2 separate regions of the Homo sapiens genome follow, and region 2 is linked to region 1. Evidence: chromatin loops called from intact Hi-C (ENCODE). Cell type or tissue: heart left ventricle. All regions are shown on one strand. Links, peaks and the distances in the headings refer to the core of each region. The heading gives the core; the rest is flanking DNA. Region 1 has its middle 45 kb from the start of LINC01987. Region 2 overlaps LOC105371908 (a long non-coding RNA gene).

Region 1 (8,225 bases), core at 3,614-6,113:
TTGATTGGTTGTTTTTTTTTTTATTTTTTTTTTTATTGATCATTCTTGGGTGTTTCTCGCAGAGGGGGATTTGGCAGGGTCATAGGACAATAGTGGAGGGAAGGTCAGCAGATAAACAAGTGAACAAAGGTCTCTGGTTTTCCTAGGCAGAGGACCCTGCGGCCTTCCGCAGTGTTTGTGTCCCTGGGAACTTGAGATTAGGGAGTGGTGATGACTCTTAACGAGCATGCTGCCTTCAAGCATCTGTTTAACAAAGCACATCTTGCACCGCCCTTAATCCATTTAACCCTGAGTGGACACAGCACATGTTTCAGAGAGCACAGGGTTGGGGATAAGGTCACAGATCAACAGGATCCCAAGGCAGAAGAATTTTTCTTAGTACAGAACAAAATGAAAAGTCTCCCATGTCTACTTCTATCCACACAGACCCGGCAACCATCTGATTTCTCAATTTTTTCCCCACCCTTCCCGCCTTTCTATTCCACAAAACCGCCATTGTCATCATGGCCCATCCCCAATGAGCCGCTGGGCACACCTCCCAGACGGGGTCGTGGCCGGGCAGAGGGGCTCCTCACTTCCCAGTAGGGGCGGCCGGGCAGAAGCGCCCCTCACCTCCCGGATGGGGCGGCTGGCCGGGCGGGGGGCTGACCCCCCCACCATCCTCCCGGACGGGGCGGCTGGCCAGGCAGAGGGGCTCCTCACTTCCCAGTAGGGGCGGCCGGGCAGAGGCGCCCCTCACCTCCCGGACGGGGCGGCTGGCCAGGCAGGGGGCTGATCCCCCCACCTCCCTCCCGGACGGGGCGGCTGGCCGGGCAGGGGGCTGACCCCCCCTCCCCCCTCCCGGACGGGGCGGCTGGCCGGGCGGGGGGCTGACCCCCCCACCTCCCTCCCGGACGGGGCGGCTGGCCAGGCGGGGGGCTGACCCCCCCACCTCCCTCCCGGGCGGGGCGGCTGGCCGGGCAGAGGGGCTCCTCACTTCCCAGTAGGGGCGGCCGGGCAGAGGCGCCCCTCACCTCCCGGACTGGGCGGCTGGCCGGGCGGGGGGCTGACCCCCCCACCTCCCTCCTGGACGGGGCGGCTGGCCGGGCAGAGGGGCTCCTCACTTCCCAGTAGGGGCGGCCGGGCAGAGGCGCCCCTCACCTCCCGGACGGGGCGGCTGGCCGGGCGGGGGGCTGACCCCCCACCTCCCTCCCGGACGGGGCGGCTGCCGGACGGAGACGCTCCTCACTTCCCAGACGGGGTGGTTGCCGGACGGAGGGGCTCCTCACTTCTCAGACGGGGCGGTTGCCAGGCAGAGGGTTTCCTCACTTCTCAGACGGGGTGGCCGGGCAGAGACGCTCCTCACCTCCCAGACAGGGTTGCGGCCCAGCAGAGGCGCTCCTCACATCCCAGACGGGGCGGCGGGGCAGAGGTGCTCCCCACATCTCAGACGATGGGCGGCCGGGCAGAGACGCTCCTCACTTCCTAGATGGGATGGCGGCCGGGCAGAGACGCTCCTCACTTTCCAGACTGGGCAGCCAGGCAGAGAGGCTCCTCATATCCCAGACGATGGGGGGCCAGGCAGAGACGCTCCTCACTTCCCAGACGGGGTGGCGGCCGGGCAGAGGCTGCAATCTCGGCTCTTTGGGAGGCCAAGGCAGGCGGCTGGGAGGTGGTTGTTGCGAGCCGAGATCACGCCACTGCACTCCAGCCTGGGCACCATTGAGCACTGAGTGAACGAGACTCCGTCTGCAATCCCGGCACCTCGGGAGGCCGAGGCTGGCGGATCACTCGCGGTTAGGAGCTGGAGACCAGCCCGGCCAACACAGCGAAACCCCGTCTCCACCAAAAAAAAAAACGAAAACCAGTCAGGCGTGGCGGCGCGCGCCTGCAATCGCAGGCACTCGGCAGGCCGAGGCAGGAGAATCAGGCAGGGAGGTTGCAGTGAGCCGAGATGGCAGCAGTACCGTCCAGCTTTGGCTCGGCATCAGAGGGAGACCGTGGAGGGAGAGGGAAGGGGAGGGGGAGGGGGAGGGGGAGGGGGAGAGGGAGAGGGAGAGGGAGAGGGAGAGGGTTGTTTTTTTTTTTTAATCAATGGCCATGAACAGTGTTGGAAACCCAGACAATGAGTAGTTCTGGGGGCAAAGCCCTACCCTAGGGAAGGGACTGTCCTGGAGTTTAAAGAGGAATGTTCTGGAATCTGCTGTTAGGAACACATGATGGTCACATATTGGGGCCTGATGCCTGAGACCTTACAAAGTACTTTCACAGACCTTATGGCTTTGGCGCCTCTCAGCCCGTGTGCTTTTCATCCCGTGTATTAGTGAGGGTTCCCTAGAGGGACAGAGCCAATAGGATAGATAGATAGATATAAAGGGGAATTTATTAAATATTCACTGACACAATCACAAAGTCCCACAATGGGCTGTCTGCAAGTTTGAAGAACAAGGAAAACCAGTCTGAGTCTCAAAACTGAAGAACTTGGAGTCTGATGTTCACGGACAGGAAGCATCCAGCACGGGAGAAAGATGTAGACTGGGAGGCTAGGCCGGTCTCGCTTTTTCACGTTTTTCTGCCTGCTTTATATTCGCTGGAAGCTGATGAGATGGCGCCCACCAGATTGAGGGTGGGTCTGCCTTTTGCAGCCCACTGACTCAAATGTTAATCTCTTTTGGCAACACCCTGCCAGACACACCCAGGACTAATACTTTGCATCCTTCAGTCCAATCAAGCTGACACTCAGTATCAACCATCACATCCCACTTGGCAAACAGTCTCAGCAACAGCAAGGTTGTAAAGTCAGGACTTGAACCCAGATCTTCAGGTTCTGAGCCCAAAGGCACCCTCTCTGAGGGCACTAGAAGTGTCCTATGACCTGACTAGGTGCCCAGGGTCATCGAACTTTTGCTCCTCTGGAGAGAAACCTGAGGCAGAAGCCACGTCCTGTTTTCCAGGGAAACCTCATCGTTGACCTGTCACAGCCCAGGGCCTGCTGGGAAAATCTCTCTCAGGTACAGACCACCCCCCGACGTTGTTCTAAAAAGGGAGCTATCTACCGGAGGAATATTCCCCAGGAATAATTGCTAAAAGGCCTAATTTTGGAGATAACCGCGATTATAAATGTCTCATTACTTTAATTAAAGTCTCATCCATCACGGATGCTCTGTTCCCTGAAGCACAAGGGGCTAATGCGGCGGCAGCCACTGTGAGAGGCCGAGCGTGTATTCACACAGCAGCCTCCTCCCAGCCTCCTGGGTCAGATGCTGGCAGCCCTGCCATCCCACCCACCAATGCCCCATTTCCTCCTCCATGGCCCAGATACCGCATGCCCTTTCAAACACTCTTCTCTGTTCCAACTGCTCAACTGTGATGTCCCCCGTCCCAGAGCGGGAGATTCGGCAAAAGCTGGCATTTGTCAAGCCAGAATGCAACGGGGCCCGTCAGAAGCAGAGGACGCCCAACAGCTGGTGTCTCGGGAAAAAGGTGGCAGGGCCCCAAACAGGATTTGTGTATCGGGGCTGTGTCTGCCACCCTGGGGGTTATCATGCCCAACCTCAGTGGATTGAACTCACTGTGTGCAAGGCCCTTGATGTATGGTGTCCTGTTCAGTCCCACGACAGCTCTGTGAGGTTGTGCAGTTGACTCTTGGACAATGTGGGGATTAGAGTGCTGACTCCACACAGCCGAAAATCTGGGTATAACTTTTGACTCCTCAAAATGTAAGTGCTAAGAGCCTCCTTTTGACCAGAAGCCTTACTGATAGCACCAAGAGCTAATACACATATTTTGGATGTTATATGTATGATATGCTGCAATCTTACAATAAAATAAGCTACAGAAAAGAAAATGGTATTAAGAAAATCATAAGGAGGCTGGGCGCGGTGGCTCACACCTGTAATGCCAGCACTTTGGGAGGCTGGGGGTGGGGGATCACCTGAGGTCAGGAGTTCAAGACCAGCTGGGGCAACATGGTGAAACCCCATCTCTACTAAAAATACAAAAATTAGCTGGGTGTGGTGGCGGGACCCTGTAATCCCAGCTATCTGGGAGACTGAGGCAGGAGAATTGCTTGAACCCGGGAGGCAGAGGTTGCAGTGAGCCAAGATCACGCCACTGTACTCCAGCCTGGGTGATAGAGTGAGACTCCATCACAAAAAAGAAAAGAAAAGAAAATCATAAGGAAGAGAAAGTCTAGTATTCATTAAGTGGAAGTGGATCATCATAAAGGTCTTCATTCTCCTTGTCTTCACATTGAGGAGACCGAGGAGGAGAAGGAGGAGGAAGAGGAGGAGGAGGAGGAGGAGTTGGTCTTGCTGTCTCAGGGGTGACAGAGGCAGAAAATCCCAGCATAAGGGAACTCTTGCAATTCAAACTCTAATTGTTCGACTCAGCTGCATAATCACTGCTGCTTTATCAGATCTGGAAACTGAAGGTCTGCAAGGGAGGGTGGACCCGCCCAAGATCACTCAGCACATCAGTGGCCCAGAGGCAGGCTTTGAGATCTGTGCACCTGACTCCAGAATCTGACACCCAAACTGTGAGGCCAGAGGTGCCATTCACCCAGGTGAGGGGTGGAGGCTGGGTGAATCTCGGCCAGAAGAGGGCCTGAAGGGCAAGGCTCTAGCGAGGAGAAGCGCAGAGCTGGCCTTTGCTGGAGAGGGGTTGGGGAGAGTGGAGACTGGGAACCCGTAGCTGGGACTGGCTGGGGACAGCCCAGACTCTGGGTTGGGCAGGGGGATCAGGGCATCCTGGTGGGAAGAGGAAAAGGGAAGTGAGGGGGGCAGGGTGGTCCCTGGAGATGCAGCAAAATCCGATGTGGCCCCAGGTGGCAGGGCCCAGCCAGAGGGCTGCCTTCCAGGACGAGAGGTCTGAAGCAGTGGGCAGGACTCCAGTCTCCCACCCTACACAAGGCAGGGGGTGAGGATAGACACAGGGAGAGATAGGAGGAGATTCCATGGGTGGAAGGAGACTGAGTCACATGGGATAAGGGGAGAGGGATCTGAGATTCCAGCAGGCTCAGACACAGCGGCTGACCAAGCCCTGCAAACGCGGGCTAGGAGGGGCCGGGCTGCTGTGGGCGGGTTGAGGGCAGACAGCGGCCTCATCTGGAGGGCCTGGGAACAGGCAGATGGGGGCAGGAAGGGGAATGCCTTCAGTCGCCTGGTAGAACAAAGCCCTGGGGGACCTTGGACAGGCCTGGGATGGGCAGGTGGCTTGCAACCCAGGGAATAACGTTCTCCAAGAACTCAGCAGTCTGGGATCAGAGTTAGGTCCAGGGACAGGAAAGGAACCAGCATGTGCTGGGTGGCTCCTAGCACCCGCACATTTTATACACATGACCTTATTTAAAACTACATGACATGTGACATTTCATTGCCACAGCAGCCTTGGATGGAAGAGCTCATTATTCCCTTTCCTTGAGGTAGGACCTGGAGGCTCAGAGAGGTTATGTGACTTGCCTGAGGTCACACAGGAGCCAGGACTGGAGCAGGAGCCTGTCTGCCCTCCCTTTGCCCTTGAGGCCCTGAGGCTGGGTTGGGATTAGCCTGTAACGAGCCTGTGAGCCTGCGAGGAGAATGATGTTTGCAGGGAGGGAAGGCCCTGAATCCTGGGGATTGGGGCATGTTGGGTGGGGCTGCCCAGGTTGGAGCTCCCCTGGAAGATGCCCGTCCCACCCCATTCTCGCTCCTAGACCCATTCCATTCTGGGGTTGTCTTGTGCCCAAGATCTCACTGCAAGGAAGAGGCAGAGGTGGGACCAGGACCCACATCGCCAGACCCCAGGGTCACCTTGGGGTTACCTGCTCCAGCCCTCAGGCATCCTGAGTGAGAGACCACGTGCAAAGAAGAAGGAGCCTCAGATATGAGGGCCAGCACTTGAGGTGGGTCCAGGGAGGCGCAGGCTGTGTTCTGCCGTGTCAGCCCTGTCAGCCCCAAGGCCGAGGCCGTCTGTCTCCCCAGGCCCCTGAGAGGGCCCCTGAGAGGGTGCCCGGTCCTGTCCCCAGCTCAGCAGACATCTCTATCTCCCTGTGCCCTGTTAGGGTCCCCTTTAGCCTCAGGAGAAACTCCTGACCCCTTGACCTTGGCTTGCCCCGGAGTCCAGCCGTCTTTCTCCATCTCTTGACTCCATTTGAGGCCCCCTACAAGCACCCGGCATGTGCCAGGCTCTGTGCCGAGAGAAGCCCTCGCAACAGACCTGGGAGTCTGGGACCCTGTTTTGCAATGAGGAACCCCAGGCTGGGGAGATCGGGGAACCTTCTGTCAGTCATACAGCTGCTAAGGGGTGCAGCCGGGGCTCAGCTCGCATCTCACCAGGGCATCATTCCACCTTCACTCGTCCCAGCCAGAACCGACTTGCACTCAGTGCCTCCACAGGGCACGTGATGGAGGTTTGGGTCCCGCTGTGGTGGGCCGGGCTCCCTTCCTGACATCAGAGGCGTCAGATGCCGGGAGCCTCCACACAGGGGAAGACCCCAGCCTCTGCCTTGCTCAGGGCTCACCCTGTCTTAAGTGGCTACAAGAGATACCATTTCCCGCCACGGAATCTAGCTCCATCCAACTGTCCCTGCAAACAGCCCAGCAACTCAGCCCCTCCACACACACAGGGAAATCACCAGGGAAGGCAGTGAGCAGGGATTTCTTTCTTTTTTTTTTTTTCCTGTCCTGGGGTTAAACATCCCAGTTTGAGGTAAAACAAATTCCTTGCTGAAGCTCATCACCTCCAGCTGGGCCTTGGGAAGGCCCATTTCATCTGATCATTTAGCACTGAGTCATGCTGACGAGGTGCCTGGGCTGAGCCGTCCCACGCTTGCTGAAGGCTGGTCTCAGGGGATGGAGCCTGGCAGGCTGGGGCAGGCTCTAGAGGGTCGGCTGCAGCCGGGGGTGGGCTGGGGGAAGCCCTCCCTCCCTGCGTCATCAGATGACGCAGTGGGGGTGCTGTCCTCAGTCCTTCGGGGTCTGCGTCAGAGGTGAGAAGAAATTCTCCCTGGGCCTCTGCCTGGGGCCCACAGTGAGTAGGCGAGGTGAGAATCAGACCAGGAGAGGCCACCATGGGCTTGAGAATCCTGGGGCTGGGAAGACTGCTGCCCTGACCTCAGACAGGAGGAGGCGTCCAGCCCTCCCTCGGAGAAGTGGGCGCCCAGGGATCCACTCATCCAGGTTCACGGTGATCCTGCCAACCTGGGCATCATCCCGCCCAACGCACCCAGCAGGCCCATTGCCCCCAGCACCGCATCCAGCCCCCCCTGCTGCAGTCTCCACCTGCATCACCAAGTCAGCTGTCAGTCAGGGACTGCTTGGCTCTAGGGATTCCTCAGTTCCAGAACATGGGGAAAGGAAAGGAGAGGAGGAGAAGGGACAGAGGGAGGGAGGTAAGGATGAGAGAGAAGACGGGAGAGAGAGAAAGAGAGGGAGTGTGAAAGAGGAAGAGAGGAAGACAGGGGAGGGAGAGAGAGAGAGGGCACACGTTTCCTGCATGGGCGACATGACCTCTTACTAGGGTGTTATAATTTGAAGAGACTGGAAAGACTCCACCTTAATAGGTCCCTGCCACAGAGATTCAGCCTGCCCAAAATTGCCAATTCTTTATTCCTTTGGGCAAGCCCACTGAGACCCAGCTTAAAATGTAAGCGTGAGATCTGAGAAGGGCATTTGTTCACTAGCACCCGTTAATTCGGCAGCCCTGGTCACTCGGCTGAGGCTCAGAAGGGCTGGGGACGCTCTCAGGGAAGCTGTGGCAGGAGGCAGGCTGGCGTTAGTCGTGGAACCTGTTTTGGTGACACCTATTGACCTAACGGCTGCTGTCTTCCAGGGAATGCGTCTGGGAAACACTGGCCCAGTAAGTGGTCAAGACTTCATGAACCGCAGCTATCACTGCCTCAGAGCACCCTACGGAGAAGCAGTGGGTGAGAAAGAGTCCAGTGCACCCTATGGAGAAGCAGTGAGTGAGAAAGAGTCCAGCACGCCCATCTCCGCGTTTTGTTTTTCTGGAGATCCCTTCCCATCCGCTGCTGTGGGTTTGCAGGTCTCAGTCCTCCTGTCCTCCAAGTCTCAGGCCATGCTCCCAGCTCCGCAAAGATCCCCTGATTTCCTCCCTGTCCTTGCTGAAGATCAACTCTTCAGCCACCGAGCAGATGCCCACAGCTGTGGTGTGTGCCTCCCCTCCCCGGGCCCATGGTATAGACAGGTCCCGTCCACTTCTAGTTACTCCCAAGCTGGCCTTCCCACCACACACCGCTGGCATCTGTA
Region 2 (8,225 bases), core at 2,706-5,205, 48 kb before region 1:
TGTGCCTAGCATGGCCAGGTGAGTTATGGGGAGGAGGGGCAGCTGGACAAGGTGGTCTTCACCCTGGAGGGCACCAGGCAGGCTCATGGGCCTGGTAAAGGGCGGCCCTGCACGCAACACATTTTACTGAGTCTCGCAGGGGCCATAGGCCGTGGAGGCTGCAGGAGGACCCTGGCCAGGAAGCCAGGGAGTCTGGGCCTTAAGAGCCCATATCAGCTCCCTTCCTGGGCTACGTGCTTTTCACATGGACTTCAGTGAATCCTCATAAGAGAGATGAAACAGCCTCAGAGAGGTTCAGTAATTTGCCTAAGGCCACACAGCTAGTATTCTGCAGTGCTGGAGTTGGAACTCAGGCAGTTTGGCTCAATAGCACTTGACACCTGCCAACCTCCTCAATGCTCCCTGGGCCCCTCCTCCTCAATGTGACTCAATCTGCCCCATTTCCACCCTCCAGACCAAGCCTTCCTCTGTCCCCCATTTGGTTCAAGCCATCTCTAAACTTTGTCTCCCGAGGCTGAGAACTGGCAGGGCCTTCTCCTCATTCCTGGCCCTGGCCCTCCATCCCCCAAGACCCAGGCCTGCTGATCCTCTCTTCCTGCTCCTTTTGCCTGACACTGGCGCCGGTTCAGGCTTCTTTGCCTCTTGCCTCCTGGCTGGTCTTCTGCCCTTCCTTCCTGCCCTCTGTCCTGCCTGCCTTTGTCAAATGCCAGTCCGATGGGGATTCTTCCCACTGCACAAAGGCCAAACACCGGACTCTGCAGGGCGCACTCAGCTTCCAACCTGACGATTCTGTCTCTCCCCCTTGGTGTTTTCCACCGGGACGCTGCTCAACAACCTGTTGTTCTCATAATGTACTTTGTTGTTGCATGACTCCATTCCTTACTCGTGCTTCCTCTGCCCAGAGCACCCTCCCTTACCCTTTGTCTGCTTGGCAAACTCCTATTCATACGTCAAAACCCAGCCTCCAAGTTACCCTCCTCCATTCTCTCTCCTCCCTTGAGCTACTTCTTACTACCTAGAACATATTCTATCTTTGTCCTTGTCACTTATTGTTAATCTGCTCACCAGTGTCCACTCCCCTTTGGACTCTGAGCCCCCCACAGAGGCAGAAAGTGGTGTCGGAAGCATCTCTGCTTTCCTAGTGTCTAGCAGGGCCTGGCCCTCAGGGCCACTGGTTGAGTGGAATCGAGCAACCTCAATCCTTCCCCACTCCTGCTGTCCCTTCGTCCCTCAAGGAGGCTCCTACTCGTCTGTCAATTTGCAGACATCTGGAGTCCACCTGCGGTTTATTACAGGGCTTGGGTCTCTCCTGCCATCTCCCGCTAGATGACCATCTCTCTTGTGGCCTGAGTCCTCTGGCCACTTCTCCACTCAAATATTTGGTCATGGGTGAGGTCAAAAACCAAGATGCAATTTTTGCTCTGTAGAAGGGACGTGTTCTAACCAAGTTGGCTGAAAAGTGATTTTCTGCAAAGTAGAATAATTGGACGAGTGTTCCCACGGCAACAGTGCCTTTTCTGGAAACCGTTTGGGGTGAGGCAGGGCCTGGCAGAAATTGTGATGCCACCTGCCTAACAGGCCACACTGCCTCCATGCCCTTTCCTGGCTCCGGGGCACCCTTTACGGCCCTCCCCTTGCTTCCTTAGGCCCCAGAGATCATTTCCATGCAATGCTGGAAGAGGTCCTGAGTGCACATACAGTTCCCAGAATCTGTCCTCTGCCCCCTCCACTAACAGAAAATAGGATTTTTTTTGAGACAGACTCTCCCTCTGTTGCACAGTCTGGAGTGCAGTGGCGTCATCTCGGCTCACTGCGACCTCAGCCTCCCGAGTTCAAGCAATTCTTATGCCTCAGCCTCCGGAGTAGCTGAGATTACAGGTGCCTGCCACCATGCCTGGCTAATTTTTGTATTTTTAGTAGAAACAGGGTTTCACCATGTTGTCCAGGCTGGTCTTGAACTCCTGACCTCCGGTGATCCACCCACCTCAGCCTCCCAAAGGGCTGGGATTACAGGTTTGAGCCACCACAACTGGCCAGAAAATATGATTTTTAATCATAGTATTTTACAGTGCCTGCATTAACAGTGTACAGGGTGCTTTCATAAGGGCTGCCATGGAATTCTCCGAAAACGACCTGGGAAGCTTTATGACATGAAAATGCCCATTTGACAGAGGCGGGAACCGAGGCTTGCAGTGATGAAGGGACTGGGAGCGCAGAGGCCAGAGGTGTGGCAATGCCAGGTGGGTGCGGCCCCAATCTCTCCTGAGCACAGGGCACAGGGCACTCTCCTTACTTTGCTGGGAGGGGTGACCTTCCCTCGACCTCCTTTGTCCAGCTGGGGAATTCTGGTGACCACACCCTCCTGGCAGAGGTGGGAAGAGACAGGCTGCTCCCACGAGTGGGCAGTTCTTGGCTGTTGCTTCTCATCAGCTTCCCTGTGAGATTTCGTCAGCACCTCCTCCCTCTCCACTGCCGGAAGAATCCAGGGCTACCAATAAAAATGACAATTGGGTGAGGAGGGCTCTAGCCCGTGCTTCACTGTTTGTCCTTTGGTCCGGGAAGGGGTCTGAGCAAGAGGCACCGTCTTGCCTGTTCGGAAGGGTCTGAGTGTATGTGTGCAAGGATGTGTGAATACATGCGTGAGGGTGTGTGTGTGAGTGTGAGTGGAGGAGCGGGGGGGCTGGGGTGTCTCCAGAGGGCAGCAGCGCATGGGCCTTGGGGTCTCTGGGATCCCCCTCTCGAGGCCCGCATTTGGTGTGGAGAGAGGAGATTAAGGGGAGGCGTGCGCCTCCAGGGAAGTGGCCGGGCACTTCATTTCCCTCTGACAGCTCATCGGTATTGAGGTCACACCGTTTCTCAGGTCAGGATGGAGATTGGGTCTCACAGCCACACACTCCCATCCCAAGATCTCTTCCCACCTGAGGTCCTAGATTCCCCAGCACAGACACAAACCGTCCATGCTGTGGATGGTTTCATCCAAATTCACGACCCACAGATGAGCATCATAAAATGGCCATTTGACACCACCAAGTTGGGGGCTGTTATTTGTGCAGCAAAAGATAACTGGGGCACATCTGCACCTGTGTCTCTAGGGCAAGGCTTCCCCTGAGCCCCTGGCATGTGCACCTTACTGCCTACTGGATGCCGACTCTTCCCAGAATCCAAAAGCTCACAGAATCTTCCCCAAGTGCATCGGCCCAGAGCATCCAAGGTGAAGCCATTATCTTCTCATCCAAATCTGAAACCACTGGTGACCTGGACAAAATTGGACCAAGTGAGGCCCATGACCACCTGGCAGGAGGGCAGGTGCGGGCGAGATGGGTTTCCAGCTGTCCATGTATGTGCTTGCCCTGTTTTTTGTTTTTTTTTTTTGTTTGTTTGTTTTTGTTTTTTGAGACATGGTCTGGATCTATAGGCTAGGCTGGAATGCAGTGGGGCGATCTCGGCTCACTTCAACCTCCACCTCCTGGGCTGAAATGATCCTCCCACCTCAGCCTCCCAAGTAGCTGGGACTACAGGCGTATGCCACCATGTCTGGCTAATTTTTGTATTTTTTTTGTAGAGACGGGGCTTTGCTATGTTGCCCAGGCTTGTCTCAAACTACCGATCTCAAGTGATCCTCCTGCCTCGGCCTCCCAAAGTGCTGGGATTACAGGCATGAGCCACCATGCCCAGCTGCCCTGACTGTTATGACCAGGAGAGGACATCTGCTGGAGACCGGCCGAGGTGAAGTCTTTGACCATGGCCAAAAGTGAAAGCCACAGCCCACTCTTGGTCTCTCCCCCTGGGCTGGCCACCTGCAGGGACCGTGTGGCACTGGGCTCCCTCTGTGCATGAAGGGCTGTGCTCCTTGGTCCCTGGAGGGAGTGGCGGCCGTGTGGTGTGCCTTGGCGATGAAATGTGAATACAGCAATGCTGGCCACATCCTCTAGGGAGCATTGAATGCTTGCGTGACACTCACCAAGGTCGTGGAGGCCCAGTCATGCCCCAGAGGTCACCCAGAGCCTGGTGCCCCTTACAGGAGCCAGAAATAAACCTGTGCTGTTTTCCATCCTTTGACTTTCAGCATTTCTGTGATATCATAAGGAGCATATAGTTTGATTAAAAAAAATCGAGTCTGAAAATCTTCATCTTTGAATTGGAGTATTCAGTCCAATTTTCGCCATATTAGTCCAACCTTTAACACTTGTTATATATTGTTTAATAAATGTTGGCATGTTGGTTGAACATTTAATCCAATAACTGATTTGTTTGGGTTTAAACATACCATCTTACTGTGGGTTTTATATTTATCCCATCTATTCTATGTTCATTTTTTTCTTTCCTTCCTTGCCTTTTTTTTGGGATGAAATGAGTAAATCCTATTATTTCATTTCCTCTGTCATTAGCTTGTTAGTGAGACTGTCTTTTACTATTCTTGCAGTGGTGATTCTACTTGAGGTTATAGCATGCATCTTTGATTTACTGAAGACTAATATAGAGCAAAACTTTTACCACTTCCCAGACAAGGCCAGAACTTTGGAAAGCTTTTACACTATTTACCCCTCCTGCCTTTTTATGCTATTGTTTCCTTGTCATTTAATCCTTTTTATGTTTTAACCTGAATTTTTATTGCCTATTCATTTTGTTTTATGTAGTAAAAATTCATTTATATTTGCCCAAATGTTTACCTTTTCCAGGGATTTTCTTTATTGCCTTATTTTTTTAGTTTCCATCTGGGATTACACTCCTTTGCTCAAAAATCTCCTCTTTACCTATCTTTTAGTGTGAGTTGTTGGCAATAAATTCTTTCCTTTTTTTTTTTGAGGGGAAGTCTGGAAATGTCTTTATCTTACCCTCACTTTTATTTCTTTACTTCATTATAACAAAGAAAAGTGTTTATTGCATGCTGCTAAATGAATAAGGTAAAAACACACACTTACACAACATTAGTGTACAAGTGTGCAAAAAGATGATCAGAAATAAAAACACTTTACATAAACTTGGAGTTGTGGGGTTGTGGGTATTTTACATTTTTCTTCCTTACTTTTTTTCTATATTTTTCTAAATTTCTTATAATAATTATATATTCCCTCTTGTAATTAGAAAAAACTTTAGGTATACTAAATAAAGGTGTGAGTCATTGCTTAGAGAAAAGCCGGGAACGCCGGGAAAGCCGGGGATCTGTAATCTTACATCTGAGGGTTCTCTGGGCTTTAAAAAAATTATTCACCACCTACTGTGCATTTGGCACTAAATATTAGCTCTTTCTCTCGAATTTGTCTTGTAAAAATTATAGTTTAGCTTCCATGTTATATGTAAATTATTTATTAAAGTCTAGCATACATACAGAAAGTCACATACATTATAAATGCACAGCTTGATACATTTTCACTAAGTGAATATAGCTATGAAACCAGATCCCAGATCAAGAAACAGAACGTTACCAGTTCCCCAGAACCTCCCCCTTCCCCCGCCCGCCTGCTGCCTCCCAAGGCTCTTCTCATCACTATTGCTCCTAAGGTAAACACTGCCCTGGTTTCTGACAACAAAGGTTAGCTTGTTGTTGTTTTTGTCTCTGCCATCTTCATTCAGTGTCTGAAAGATTCTTCCAGGCTGTTAGGTATAGTCCTAGTTCATTCATTCTCATTGCCATGTAGCATTCAATGTTATAAATCTTACCACAGTTTATCTCTTCTAATGTTGATGGGTGCTGAGCTGTTTCCAGGTTTTTTTGTTTGTTTTGTTGTTGTTTTTATTTATTTATTTATTTTTATTTTTTGACGGAGTCTCGCTCTGTTGCCCAGACTGCTGGAGTGCAGTGGTATGATCTCAGCTCACTGCAACCTCTGCCTCCCGGGTTCAAGCAATTCTCCTGCCCCAGCCTCCCAAGTAGCAGGGACTACAGGTACGTGCCACCATGCCCTGTTAATTTTTGTATTTTTTGTAGAGACAGGGTTTCACCATGTTGGCCAGGCTGGTCTCGAACTCCTGGCCTCAAGTGATCCACCCGCCTTTGCCTCCCAAAGTGCTGGGATTCCAGGCGTGAGCCACAGCGCCTGGTCTGTTTCCGGTGTCTGACATTAGTATAATAGTATTTAACATTGCCGTGAACCCTCTTGTGCATATCTCTTGGTGAACAAATGTTTGCATTTCTATTGGGTCCATTCACCTTGCTTTTGAAGGATATTTTAGTTTTCTAGTCAATTTTTGGTTTCTTTTGGAATTTTAAAGATGTCATTCCATTCCACGTTTGTGTTGAGAATCAGCTATCATTTGAATTCTTGATCCTGTGAAGCTAATATGTTTTTGTTGTTGTTGTTGCTTTTGATATATTCTTTTTGTCTTTGCCTTTCAGCAAGTTTATGATGATGTACCAGGGAGACTGTGAATATGTGTGTGTGTGTGTGTGTGTGTGTGTGTGTGTGTGTGTGTGTGTGTGTGTTTATAATGCTTCTGCTTGGGGTTCTAAGTGCTTCTTGAATATGTGTCTTGATGTCTTTTGTCAGGTTTGAAAATTCCCAGCCGGTATCTCTTCAGATATTGCCTCTGCCTCTCCACCTACCTCCTCGTGGCCTGTGCCACTTCGAAACCGCTGAGTGCCTTGCAAACAACAGTGGCCCAGTGTGTCGAACTGACTTCTCTGGGCATCTTCTTTTCTCTCTGGGATCCTGTTGTCTCCTGATCCCTATAAATCCTGGCTTCCTAAATAGATCTGAATTCCAATGCTTGGCATCCAGCCCCATGGGATGGCTGAAACGGCTCAGTTTCTCCGTCTCTTAGGGGCTGTTGTCTTGTGAGCTTCTTGGCCCTCTGTCCAAGCCATTTATGGATCAACAGACACCCCAGGAAGGAAAGAAGTGTAGAATGTCATGATTAGCCCATGGGGTCTCCCTTCACTCTGGGGTCCTGGCCTGCCTGTTCAAGTCCTCCTGCCTTGAGAGCTCCTGGGTGTCTCACGTTACCCAGCTTTCTAGCTCTCAGTGGGGGACTGGTTGTCCATAGCGAGCCTGTCCCCTAGCACATCCTGACGAATGCAGCAGGGATCTCTGGTGTGCCTGTGGGCTCATTAAAAGAGAATGTAACTGTGGTTTTAGTCACAATGCCAGGAGGCCCCTGCAAGAGCTTCTAAGCCCTGAGGTTGGTATGTCCTCATGGATTAGTTCAGGGGGTTACAATGGAAACATTTGTTCCCTGAGAATCATGCCAGGGTCTTCAGTCTCCTTTAATTTATAGGAGAGTCTATTTCGGATTTTGGAAATCCACTTGATTTTCTGTATATTTATGAAGTGGCATTATCTATACAGCAGAAATGATAATTTATCCACAAATATTAAGCATCATGAAGTCTATCATATAAATCTGATGAGCAACTTATGGTTGGTAATTTTAGGATTGGCACAATACATTTATTTTTAATTTTAACCTTTTTTATAATTATAAAAGGAAGCTATACTCATTTATAAGAAAATTTTAGGACAACAGATATATAGGAAGAAAAAGTGAAAGCTTTCACAATCCTATCAATTTCAGTAACTATTAGTAATATGACATTTTAATCTGTATCATTTTCTGTGGATAGTAACACATATATGTATTGAAAAATAGAATTAGACTGTATATATTGTTCTGCAGTTTGCTCTTTTCATTCAGAAATACACTGCAGACATCTTCTGTGCTCAAGATCTCTTGATCTGTTTAAAGGTTATATAGTACTCCACTGCATGGCTGTGCCATAACTGATTAAGGGAAACCCTTATTGATAGACATTTATTGTGCATAAGTTAATATAAGGCAAGATTTAAAAATAATTCCCTCGAAAATAAAGATTATCTTACATTTCCTCTATTAGACTTTACTCAATGGTATTGTAAATAGAACTTTAAATAGTATTTTAAAGTGCAATACATAATCCCAGCACTTTGGGAGGCCTCTTGAGCCCAGGAGTTCAAGACCAGCCTAGGCAACATGGAGAAACCTGGTCTCTACCAAAAAACATACTAAAAATTAGCTGGCCTGGTGGTTCGTGCCTATAATTCCAGCTACTTTGGGAGGCTGGGGTGGGAGGATCACTTAGACCTGGGAGGTTGAGGCTGCAGTGAGCTGTGATCGTGCCACTGCACTCCAGCCCGGGTGATGGAGTGAGACCTTGCCAAAAAAAAAAAAAAAGCAATATGGTAAGTAAGTAGCTACCTCTCTTGTGGAAAGCATGAATATTCCCTTGCAAGATGAATGGATGAAACAAA

The links. A loop is a pair of places that touch in the nucleus more often than their neighbours do. Peaks named below come from ENCODE experiments on the same cell type or tissue, not always from the same donor. Only the 100,000 strongest peaks of a DNase experiment are listed, where the experiment ranks them.
Region 2: a loop joins it to region 1, with 2.0 times the contacts of the local background. A loop is called at or near these places in 7 of 110 quality-filtered maps.

What each region holds. Positions count from the first base shown.
Region 1 is chr17:77,769,450-77,777,674 of GRCh38, reverse strand. No RefSeq gene overlaps it. Among named protein-coding and RNA genes, the nearest start is that of LINC01987, 45 kb to the right of the region's middle. RefSeq lists a silencer at 2,262-2,462 and enhancers at 6,799-7,654, 8,002-8,225. In heart left ventricle, for the core only: a CTCF peak has its summit at 5,096; a DNase peak (open chromatin) is centred at 5,054.
Region 2 is chr17:77,816,963-77,825,187 of GRCh38, reverse strand. The region is part of intron 1 of LOC105371908 (a long non-coding RNA gene); the gene reads left to right. Among named protein-coding and RNA genes, the nearest start is that of LINC01973, 63 kb to the left of the region's middle. In heart left ventricle, for the core only: a CTCF peak has its summit at 3,929; no DNase peak of the experiment used is centred there; H3K27ac peaks cover 788 bases.